Regions from separate parts of the Homo sapiens genome. Here all the other regions are linked to region 2. A link is a contact called in ENCODE Hi-C or POLR2A ChIA-PET data. All regions are on one chromosome and are shown on one strand. Each heading gives the region's core, a stretch centred on a gene start or an enhancer-like site at or near the end of the contact. The rest is flanking DNA. Distances are from core to core; before and after follow the strand shown.

Region 1 (4,062 bases), core at 1,012-3,511, 430 kb after region 2:
TAGACCTTGGTAAAAGAGGAAATTGGGATATCAGCCCCACGGGCTATTTGCACGGTGTGTTCCGGGCTTCAGCATGTTTCTACATATTTTAATGTGAGTTTAGGAGGGTAGGAGTTCTTTTTCAACTTCACAGATGAGGAAACAGCCTCATTTAAGGTCAGCAGTTTAATCAGGGTTACATGACTTAAGTGTGACAGAGCCAGACTTGAAGTGAGGTTTGTGACTAATGAGTTTTGTTACATTTTCCCACCTCACCACAGTTCCTTGAACTTGTCATTGGTATATCTGTTTCAGGCTTTCTGCCTTGTGGCATACCACCATACTATTATTTACATAATATTTTTCTTAAATAAACACAATTTAAAAGTTAACCTCATTCTGCCCATTATTCTAAGTTAAGTAACTCAGGAATGGAAAACGAAACATTGTATGTTCTCACTTATAAGTAGGAGCTAAGCCATGAGGACGCAAAGGCATGATTTATATAGTGGACTTTGGGGACTCGGCTGGGGAAGGTTGGGAGGATGGTGAAGGATAAAAGACTAAGTATTGGGTACAGTGTACACTGCTCAGGTGATGGGTACACTAAAATCTCTTTAGAAATCACCACTAAAGAACTTACCCATGTGACGGGTGTGGTGGCTCACACCTGTAATCCCAGCACTTTGGGAGGCTAAGGTGGGTGGTTCTCAAGCCCAGGAGTTCAAGGCCAGCTTGGGCAATATATTGAGACCCCATCTCTCTTAAAAAAAAAAATTTACCCATGTAACCAAATACTTACCTGTACCCTAAAATCTGTTGACATAAAAAAGTTAACTTCATTCTAAGCTGCAATACATATGTGTGTATATATGTGTACATATATATTAAAATGTACATATATATTTTAATATGTATATGTAATGTGACATATTACATTTATACTGTTTATATGTATTTATATGTGTAGCTACTAAAATTAAACATTTTCATCCTCATCCCCTAAAGTCGACTCTCGTGACACCAGGGACACTCGTGTATACTTTGGAAAACTGTCTCACAACCTCTCTGTATTACGAAGGATGCAGCCAAGTGGCTGCCCTTGTTGAAATGCTCAGCCAGTAGGATCACTCATAGCCACCACTGTCTTTGTTAGGGCCGTGCCTCAAAATCACAAAATTATTGAATCATGGAGGATAAGAGATAGATCATGGACTCTAACTCTGGAGAAGGTGTTATACAACACACCCAGCCATAGCCCTAAAGATTAAGGGGCACCATTCAGGGATATAAAGATGAATCAGATATAGTCCTTGCTCTTAAAAACTCACTAAGCTTACAGACATAAACAATTGAAAACTAGAAGGACTAAGCAAAGGAACAGAAATGAAAGAAACTCACATCTAGATGTAGTTCCACCACAAACTCGGTGTGCCTTTGAGCAAGTCACTTCATGTGTCTAGCCTCAGGTTTTTTTTGTTTTTGTTTTTGTTTTTTGAGATGGAGTTTCGCTGCAATGCCCAGGCTGGAGTGCAATGATGCAATCTGGGCTCACTGCAACCTCCACTTCCTGGGTTCAAGTGATTCTCCTGCTTCAGCCTGAGTAGCTGGGACTACAGGCAGGGGTCACCATGCCTGGCTAATTTTTGTATTTTTTGTAGAGACGGGGTTTCACCATATTGGCCAGGCTGGTCTCGAACTCCTGACCTCAGGCGATCCACCTGCCCCAGCCTCCCAAAATGCTGGGATTACAGGTGTTAGCCACCCTGCCCAGTGCCTCAGTTTCTTTAAACAGAGGTAATTAACATCTGTTTTTACCTTTTAAGTCTAATAGGGGATTCGGATTTTTTTTTTTAACAAGTGTGAAAAAAATCCTCTGTAAACTGTAAAGCTGAAATATAGTGTGTAAGGAATAAATATGCAATGCCCAAAGTCCTCCATAGAATATTGGCATTATAAATGGAGAGCGACTTTCTCTAAGTGAAATTAAGCACTGGAAAAGGCAGTTTTGGAGGAGAGTTGGGAGCACCATTTGGGCCTGACCGGTGTCTCTGGCTAACTTTCTGCTGCCAGGTCTTGGGTCCAGGAATGTCTGTGAGCGAAACTAGCTTGCTGCTCCTAACTTTTTCACAATCCTCCTTTTTTTCTGATTCTTACTCTTTCTTCTGCTTTGAAACCTTTATCTTCTTTCAGCCCCTTGTGCAAGCTGACCGCATTGTAATGGGTCTATACTGCCCCCTTGTGGTCACTCCCTGCCGTGGTTGCATTAACTTCTGACGGGGTGTGCGTGATAAAGGCAGACCTGAGGAAACCCAACCAACCCCAGCTAAATGCAGCTGGTCCTGGAAAATCCAAATTAAAGCCAGCTGCTGGAGTGCAGCGCTCCTTGATGGGAAGGAGTAGTTCATGCCTGGTTTTGCCCCAAGTAGGACATAAATCCAGCCCTCTGGATTAAACTTGCTAAAATGGTCAGTTCCTAGACTATCCAGCTTGTCTGGAGCAAGGTCCTGGAACTAAAAGTGGCTAGAAGGTATCCCTTCTCTGACAGAAAAACCCAAGGATAGGAAGGGCTGGGGCTAGGACCTGCCCTTCAGCCCTCCACCCATTGAAACCAACAGTTAACTAACTGAGCACCAATTTGTGAACTGCTAGGTGCCATGGATGGGGTACAAGATAATGTAGTTCCTGTCCTCAAGAACTTGTAAGTGACAAACGTAAGTAACCCAAACACACATATCAGTAATGAATATCAAGCCGTTGGAGTAAGGGCTGTAATAGAAGTAGAAATAAAGTGCTGTAGCGCTAGTGGGGAAGGAGGGATTAGTGATAGTCTCTGCAATCAGGGAGGCCTCCTGAAGGTAGTTTGGGGCAAGCTGATTGTGTTAAAAATGAGTCGGGCCTGGGGGAGGGAGGGAGGAATGGGTGGAGCACAGAGAGATTTTTAGGGCAATGAAACCATGTTTGTCTGTATACTATAATGGATACATGACGTTACACATCTCTCCAAACCCAGAGAATGTACAATATCAAGAGTGAGCCCTAATGTAAACTGTGGACTTCAGGTGATATCGATGTGTCAATATAAGTTCATCAGTTGTAACAAATTTACCACTCTGGTGGGGAATGTTGATAATGGGGGAGGCTGTGTATGAGAGGAGTGGGGACAATGGCAAATCTCTGTATTTTCTGCTCAATTTTTCTGTGAACCTAAAACTGCTCTAAAAAATAAAGTCTTAAAAAGAAAAAAAGTAGTACCTTACTTACCAAACATGAGCAAGGAAGACCACAATGACACTCATAATAACTACATGGGGTGGGGGGAGGTGATTATGTGTTGGACATGGCTAAAAGTTTATATTTGTTACTTAATCTCTGCAACAATACTGTTGGGTAGGTATTATTTTCTCTATTTAATAGACAAGGAAACTGAGGCCTATGCAGAAAGGCTTGATAGAAAATATAGGGAGAGGAAAAAGCAAAGGTGTGTTTGGGGCAAATAACCTGTTATTTCTAGAGTAGCAGGTATGCCTCATCGGGTGGAAGAAAGGGAGGGACAAGGGCAGGTGTGGGGTCATGATGATAGAAAAGCACAGGAACCCTATGATAAGGCTTTTAAAGCCTCAAAGGAATTTGGACCCTCACACTTTGGACACTGGAAAACCTTTTGAGATTTCAGAGCAAGGGACTCTGCTCAGGGATGTGTTTGACATATGTGGAGGAGAGTTGATAAGGCAGAGATGAGAGGGAGACCTGTGGAGTCATGAGGTGAAGGGAGCTTAGATTAGGGCAGTGGGCAATGCAAAGGCATAGATCCTAAAACTTCCACATGGAGAAATTAAAATGGGCTAGGGGAATAAAGAAGGCAGAGGTACCCTTGATGGAAAACACTGCAATCACATGCTGAGCCCTCCAACCTGCCTCATCAATGCCAGGTCCTATGGTGGGGGTGGGGGCAGATTTCCAGAATCCTACTGAATAGAAGTCTTGGTTCCACCCTGGACTATGATGTGCCAAACCTCTAAAACCAAAGGAGGGCAAAGTCTTCTCAGAGAGCAGCGGTGAAATCCTGAAAATTGTTCTCAA
Region 2 (3,769 bases), core at 727-3,226:
TAGGGCCAGCCTGGCCAGAGGGGCTGTGGCTCACCAGCCCTCAACTGATGGAAAAGAGGCCCAGGCCTTAAAGAGTTTAGAGTCCAGGGAGGCAATATGACAAAGGAGGCATAAACACAGGGAAAAAGTGTGGTGCCATTGTGGAGGCAGGCAGTGGCGGTCAGGAAATGTTCCATGGAGGAGGTGATGATTGAGAAGATCTAAGAACATGGGCAGGACTTTAACGGACCCTGTGGGGGAGGTAAATAAACTCAATGTTCTGGTCTAAGGAGCAGCCTGAGCAAGGTATGGAAGTGAAAAAAATACAAGATGTGTTCGGGAAATCACAAAATTCTGCTTGGCTGGACAACAGGATACACGTAGAGTCCAGCCTAGGGTGGAAAAGTGAACAGGACTGTAACACGGAATCTGAATGCCAGATGGAGAGCTGTGCATTTACTTCGCTTGGCAACAGAGAGGCATTGAAGCTTCTCAGCAAGGACATTACAGGACTGGAATTTACTTCAAAGGACAGTGACAGTTCCACATGGATAAACTGAAATAGGAAGGAACTAGAAGTTAAGAGCCCCTCAGGACCCATGGCAACTGGAAGACTGAACTAGGTAATGATAGTAGGCATGACAAGACTCAGAGACATTGTGGAGAGTGGGTTTTTAGTCCAAAACAACTGGCTGGCTAATAGGGGCATGAGGTATGGTCAATGCCTTTAAGATGTACCACCTGGGCACCAAGAAGACAAGAGTGTCATGAATAAAAACAGGCTGTAAAGAAGAAACATTAGCTTATTGGGGGAATGATGAGTTTAGTTTCAGGCCCTTTAAATTTGAGGTGTCAACTGAACACACAGATAGACATGTCTATCTAGTGGTTAGAGAAGCAGATCTGTAAGCAGGGAGAAATGCTGAGATTAGAAATGGGGATCTGGGTGTCATCCACAAACAGGCAATGCCACAAAAGTGTCTAGGGATGTTATCACAGGAAGCACAATTTAGCATAATTTAATGGGTTGAAAAAAGGAAGGAGTAGCAGTGAAGGAGACAAGGAAGGATCTAAAAACTCCAAGTTATGGAAGAAAAAAGCTATATTATAAAACACATGATAGACATACTATCATGAGGATCAGATGGGATGGTAAAGTGAAAAGCAGTTTGAATATTTTAAAGTACTGAACAAATACATATCTGTTATTGTTACAGTATTGCATATTTAATCTCTAGAAAAGCCAGGCTTTCCATAATCTTCCAAAGCTCCTTCTCCACCAAGTCAAATGGAAATGTGATCTCCCACTCTCTTGAACTCTTATAGCACTTAATAAGTATTTTCTCAAGGAGCACTAACTAAGCATCAACCATGGGCCAAGCACTACAGTAGGGCCTTTCTCATCTACCTCCCCACTTGGAGTAGATGAAACTGAAACTTAGATTTATTCCTCTTCACAGAAGATGAAATGAAGCTCAAAAACGTTAACTTAAGCCAAGATTGCCAGCCAATAAGTGAAGGAACAGGGGGCTTCTGATGCCATGTATTAATATGCCTTTTCTATTAATCCACAAGTCACAACTTGCCATATTTGTTCTGATCCCTCTTACTTTGAGGAAATTAAGGAGATGAGCCACATTTCATTTATGCTGACAGCCTCTGAAGCACCTAGCAAAGGGCCTCACATGTGGTTGATTCTCATTGGGTTTCTGTTGCCTGAAAGAACAAACATGCATATTGCAGGTACACAGGCCTCAATAATAGTGAGCGTTCGTGGGCTGGGAAGTTTTGAGTACTCATTTCCAAGGCAGATGTAACTTAACAAAAAGTTCTAAAAACAAATTCTGTACTTGTGAAAGATGCCACCTGGTCTGCCTCAGGGCTGAAGTCCTCTTTTTATGCACAGAGTGGGAACAGCACAGGGAATGAGGAAGCTGGTTGTCTTTAAACCACTCCCACAAAGTGGCTCAAGCCAAGAAAAGGGCCCACACCTTTCGTGGAAGAGTGCTATGCAGACTCTCATGCCCATTTAACCTTTGGGTTCACTACAACAACTGCCAACAGTCTGGGGAAGAGGGAAAGGTAGAGCATGTTTCACGCCAGCTCTGATGATGTAACCTTAAAACTCACAGCTTTTCTGCCAGGGGAAAAAAAAGCAACTGGTTTAGAAACTATTTTTTCCCCTTTTCTAATATTCAACCAAAATCTAATTTGCATCATTGACTACTAGCTTTTTTTTTTTTTTTTTGCATAACTCACCATTGACTTTTTTTTTTTTTTAATTAACAGAACTTACTCGTGTCTAATTCAACGGATTGGTTTTGGTTCCTTGGAAGACAAATGTATAGGGCCAGAAATATGTTTATTTCATAAATGTCCCTTGTGCAAGAACACAAAGTTCTTCTCAGAAGCATTTACTCTGCAAGTCATAGAAATGCGCAGTGGGAGACCGGTAAACAATATGCATCTAAGCATCGTAAGGGCGTGCAGCCACGTGCGGCAGGGCTGCCAGGGACACCAGACAACTATTCCACGACCCTGGGCAAACAGACTTCAGAAGTGGGATCACATTTCAGAGCTTCATCAAATTAGAACACATCTCAGAGTCTTCTACCAATGAATCTGACTGATGTTCTCTTTTGTCAGGATTGTCTAATTTGTAGTCTTTTTAGGGTACAACAAATCAATATTTTTTCCTACATATGATGACAAGACCCAAAAGTAGCCCTTTTCTTTTCCAATTGCTGGGAGTAGTTAACGTGAGTATAATATCTTTGCCTCCTGCATGGACAAGCTGGGACAGAGGAACAGTCAGACTGGAATGGGGTTCCTCCCAGGCCCACGATATCTCTCTATGCCCATGGAGGAGATGGTGGGAATGCAAGCCTTCTCTTGGTAATTTTTACCCAGTGTGGATGGGGCTATTGGTCTCTCCTGAGCCTCTCCCTGTCAAATGCACTGCATGGGGCTTGGGACTTCCTAGAAAGAGCCATAGCAGAAACCAAAAGGAGTACAAGCCTCAGCTAGGGCAAGAGTTTGACGTTGGCTTTGGGCGGGTCCACATGGGATGCTTTTCCCATGACTCCTGAAAGAACTCTCCAAGTCTGAATCGATAATCAATGCTTGGATAGCTCAAAGTTGACAAGATAGTATAAAACACAGAAAATAAATGAGAGCTTAGCACAGTCAGTTCTCAAAACCTATCCCATGACTACAGCCTTCTTGAAATGGCATGTCTGTTCTATGCTCTGAACTCTGGAAGAATTAACCACAAGTATTAATAACTTTAGCAAATATCTAAGCCCTTATAGAAGTCATACCCCAAGTTTACTTCTTTTATGTTAATCTTTCTCTAAAACCTCATTTTGAAAACTTCTACTTAAAGATATAAGAATGTTTGGTAGTTTGTTTTGGTATTATAAACGTAGTTCTACCAAGTGAATTTGTAGCAACCAGGAAAAGTATAAGACCTTTCAGTGAGGCATTTTCCAATATTTTGGTGAGAACTACTTATTCACCTAGAAGACTGCCAATTAGGCAATTGATAACTGTGTATTGCATTTATGCACGGCATTAAAAAAAAGACTTGTTCCTCAACTCAATAAGTAGCTTGCAATTCAGCAAAAGATTTTTAAAAATCCTTATCACCAATTAAAGCTATGATGGGTAGATTATAATATAAATATAGATTATAAGATTAATATAAATTCAGTGTTACAAAGAGCTCTGGGGAAGGCTAGACTAATTGTCCTCAGGGAAAATGGTTGGTAGAGATGGTATTTGAATAAGG
Region 3 (3,867 bases), core at 1,364-3,863, 320 kb before region 2:
TTTAGGGCCGTGAAACTACTCTAAGATGCTGTGACAGTGGATAAAGTCATCACACTTCGGTTAGAACTCATAGGACATCAACACCAAGAGTGAACCCCAATGTAAATATAGACTTTGGGTGATGATGCATCCATGTGGGTTCTTGATTTAATGAATGTACTACACATGTAGGGGCAGGGGTATATGGGGACTCTCTATACTTTGTTTTCAAATTTGCTATGAACCTAAAAAATAAAGTCTATTAGAAAACAAAACAAAAGGATCCCCAGATGCCCTGAGCTCTGTTTTACAAGGAGGGCCACCTGGCTCCTCAGGCCACAGCTCAGAAACCCCTGCTCTCCCTAGGAGGACTCACAGCCACATTTTCTCCTTTGCCTTTTAAGTGAGCTGTAGGGAATCCTTTGAGTCTCTTATCTGGGTCACCATTTAGGATAACTTCCACCGGAAGTGTCCTCTGCTTGGTTCCTTGACTTCAGTGTCACCTCCCCGGAGGCCTTCCCCAACTACCCCATTCCTAAGTCACTGTCCCTCCCATTATCTTGTATGATTTTCCGCCTAGCACTCATCATGTCTGAAATGAGCTCACCTGTTTACATATTTATTTTAAGTCACCCCTTTAGAGAATGCAAGCTCCACTAAGGCACTGACTGTGCCCCAGTGCCCAAAGCAGTGGCTGGCACAAAATAGGGGCTCAGCAAATATTTGTTGACTAAGTTATTTTGTTACTGAGCAGCAGCATAACCTAGGGCAAGGCAGTTAAACTTTTCTGGGCCCCAATTTCCTCATCTGTAAAATGGGCAACTACTCTTAATGATTGTGCTCCCTTTTCACGACAATGCTCTGAGTGTTGTCTCAACATGACCTTGTTTTGCCACGAAAGGACTTCTGCAGTGAAACAGGAGAGGTCCCCGATCCCCCTCAGGATGTGCCGCTTGCCTTTTCGGTCACCCCTGCTGCTCAAATCCCTCTCAGGAGGTGGAGCATGCAGATGGGAAGGTGCAGAGGCCAGGGTGAGCCATTTGGGCTCTGGCCCTACTGTAGTGTCTAAAGGTGGGTGCCTGCAACCCCAGTGTTACAAAGCTCTTTCAGCTTTGCTGTCCGCAGACAGCATGTGTTAACCAGCTCAATGGACCCTCTGCCTTTTCGCAAGGGCAGAGGGCCAGTGTGACAGCTCTCTGTATCACAAGCTCTTATCCAGCATCCCGGAAAAACTGGGTCACACATGGGCTTGAAGGATGAATGCGAGGTTTTATTGAATGGTAGAGGTAGCTTTCAGTGGGACGGATGAGGAGCCAGAAGGGGGGTATGGAGTAGGAAGGTGATCTTCCCCTGGAGTCAGGAGCCCAGCAGCCGGACTCCTCTCTGACCGTCCCCAGTCAAACTCCTCTCCATGTTCAGATGTTCCTCCTCCTCTCTCTTTCTCTACTGCATCGTTCCACTGTCCGTCTGCTGGTCTGCTGGCTTGCTCGTCTGTTTCTGAAGCCTGGGGTTCAGGGTTTATATGGGTGCAGGATAGGGGGTGTGGCAGGCCAAAAGGCAACTTTTTCCGCTCAAAAACAGGAATGCCTGTCCTCATTTAGGGCCGTGGGTCTTCAGGCTTGAGGGTGGGGCCTTTGCCAGGAGCCACCCTCTTCTACCCAGTATTTCCCTGTCTCCTGTCCGTATCACCAGGCCATCTGGATGAGTACTTATGGAGAGAGTTCCTAGCAGCTTAGGATGTTGCTTCACCTTGCAGACTTGAGTTTGCAGATGCCAGAGAGAGGTTGGAATGTGTGCTAAGTAGATTGGGGTATGTGAAAGTCTCTCCCCTAGAAGGTCAGCCGTAAGGAGGCAGGGATCTTGTGTTTTATTGATTTTTATGGCCCAAGAGTCTAGAACAGTGCCTGGCACCAAGGAGGCTCAACGAATAGTTATGAAATGAGCACAGGAGGAATGCTGGACACGTCATTGACAGTCAGAACATGAACTTCCATTCTTGGGTGAGTGTCGTGTGGTATGGAAACAGCAATAATAATGCCTTCCATTAGTGGAGCCCTCTGTAAGGTGTTTACACACACATCATCTCATTTGATCCTCATGACAACCCCATGAGATAAGTACCATTAAGTGTTATTATCCCCAATTTACAGATGAGATAACTGCGGCTCAAAGAGTTCAACCTGCCTGAGGCCACATAGCTGGTAAATGGCAGAGCCTGATCTTGAACCCAGGATTTTCTCGCCCTAGACCCAATGCTCTTATCTGCCTGTGTGTTGCTGGTCATGCAAAGCTCTGAGTGTGAGCAGCAGCTGGAAGCCTCACATGAGAGCCAAGGCCCTGAGGAGAGCCACCGTGGAGCAGACAGAAGAGCTACCTGTGACTGAGCCCAGGCCTGCTGTGCACACGGAGGCTGCCAGAGCTCTCAGCAGCAGGGGCTGGGTGAGAAGCAGGAGAGGCGGGTGAGCTGGGCCAGGCCCCTCTCAGCTCCAACAGTGGCCAAGTGCCCCTCTCGGGGAGCTCCTGAAGAGACCGCAGGGCCTCACGTAGGCACCGCCACCCTCAGGCCCAGACATGCATGGCTCCAAGCGGGCCCTTCACAGGGCACAGATGATGCCAAGGATGTGGGCAAACTGGTTTGAGGAACACAAAAACCAACTCAGAGTTTTCTCCCTTTCCTCAACAAGGCACCAGACCTGGCTTGTCACACCCCATGCCAAAGAGAAGTCTTCAAAGTGGTGTTTGCTTAGCCCCCACATCCTCCTGACTTTGCCAAAGTCCCTTATGTCTCCCTGAATCATACCTATGCACACGCACATGCACGCGCGCGCACACACATACACACACACACACACGGTGCCCAGGCCACCCCAGGCTCCTTTCCCTGGGAGCCCTCGAGCTGAGCCCTGGCCCACCTCTGTCCACAGCAATCCTTCGCACTCATCCTGCAGGCTCTTCTCTCTGCTGTCTGTTCCAAAGGCGCCTTCCCTCTTCTATACTCCAGAGCCTGCCCCAGGCCCTCCGCCCTGGTTCTGGCCATGGGGGCTTTCCACTAGATTTATCTGTACAGGTGACCGCTCCCCGTGTAGCCGCCAGCTCCCTGAGGGTGGGGCTCAGGTCCCTGTGCTGGGACCCACCTGGTCTAGGGGTCACAACCGCTGGCCACCCTGCATCAGGCCCTGTCAGGGAGCCCTGGGAGTCAGTAGTTTAGCAAACCTGTCTGGGGCCTTCCCCCTAGAAGCCACGGGGGCAGTCATGAAGAAATGGAGGGTGAAGGTGGGTGAGGCCAGGACAGGTGGCGGTCCACACACTTGCTGTGTTAGTCATCAAGGGCACCCAGCAGGGCAGAGGTCATCCCTAAAGCTGTGGCGAAGGGGATGGGTGGGGAGAAGGAGACAACGCATGCCAGGGAAAAGGCATCATGTCAAAACATCTTGCTGGAAAGGCAGTTTTCCTTCCAAACTCCCCAACAAGACCCGAAACGGTAAGTGGAAGGATGTCTTGATTAATCTCAGGCTGACGTTTTGCATTTGCTCTTGCAGCCAACACACACCGAGCCATCAAATCACCCTCCTGCTCCGTGCCAGACTCCGAACATGGAGTCCTCATTCCTGCCTCAGCAGCACTGGACAGAGCTTCTCTGTCCTCCCCCCTGGAAACGAGCCCCCAGCACAGGACCAAACAGATCATTGCTTCTACCTAGTGGAGCTAATAGCTGTTCATTGACCACATAGTCACTGGTCCCCTACTCTCCCAGCCCCTTGCTAAGCACGTCACATGCATTATCTCATTTACAAATGGGGTGGTTCCCAGAGATGGTTCTGGGGACCACAGTGGAGTGGGGAGGGGGCACTTCTGACCTGAGTGGAGTGAAAAGACAGCTGGCCCAGT

Evidence for each region. Hi-C counts contacts between places; a loop is a spot of excess contacts on that map. ChIA-PET counts read pairs that join two places held with the same protein, here RNA polymerase II (POLR2A). Pooled maps may share reads with other maps.
Region 1: a loop to region 2 is called in a pooled map, with 2.5 times the contacts of the local background. The contact joins two enhancer-like sites. A Hi-C loop is called at or near these places in 3 of 50 pooled maps. POLR2A ChIA-PET finds 5 or more read pairs at or near these places in 3 of 52 experiments (A549, MCF 10A and activated T-cell).
Region 3: a map of naive thymus-derived CD4-positive, alpha-beta T cell shows a loop between it and region 2 (3-fold over the local background). The contact joins two enhancer-like sites. A Hi-C loop is called at or near these places in 1 of 168 maps with a recorded cell type or tissue (naive thymus-derived CD4-positive, alpha-beta T cell) and 3 of 50 pooled maps. POLR2A ChIA-PET finds 5 or more read pairs at or near these places in 1 of 52 experiments (activated T-cell).

What each region holds. Positions count from the first base shown.
Region 1 is chr2:27,702,095-27,706,156 of GRCh38, reverse strand. It overlaps LINC01460 (long intergenic non-protein coding RNA 1460), which reads left to right. Exons shown (of 2, transcript NR_135200.1): 2 at 1-371. Among named protein-coding and RNA genes, the nearest start is that of LINC01460, 12 kb to the left of the region's middle. RefSeq lists a silencer at 2,192-2,261. Within about 2 kb of position 2,261, at least 5 of the 41 ENCODE cell types and tissues checked have a DNase peak (open chromatin) inside an H3K27ac peak, as active enhancers do.
Region 2 is chr2:28,132,663-28,136,431 of GRCh38, reverse strand. The region is part of intron 7 of BABAM2 (BRISC and BRCA1 A complex member 2); the gene reads right to left. Among named protein-coding and RNA genes, the nearest start is that of MIR4263, 140 kb to the right of the region's middle. RefSeq lists a silencer at 843-1,043. Within about 2 kb of position 1,976, at least 13 of the 41 ENCODE cell types and tissues checked have a DNase peak (open chromatin) inside an H3K27ac peak, as active enhancers do.
Region 3 is chr2:28,452,802-28,456,668 of GRCh38, reverse strand. No RefSeq gene overlaps it. Among named protein-coding and RNA genes, the nearest start is that of PLB1, 41 kb to the left of the region's middle. Within about 2 kb of position 2,613, at least 2 of the 41 ENCODE cell types and tissues checked have a DNase peak (open chromatin) inside an H3K27ac peak, as active enhancers do.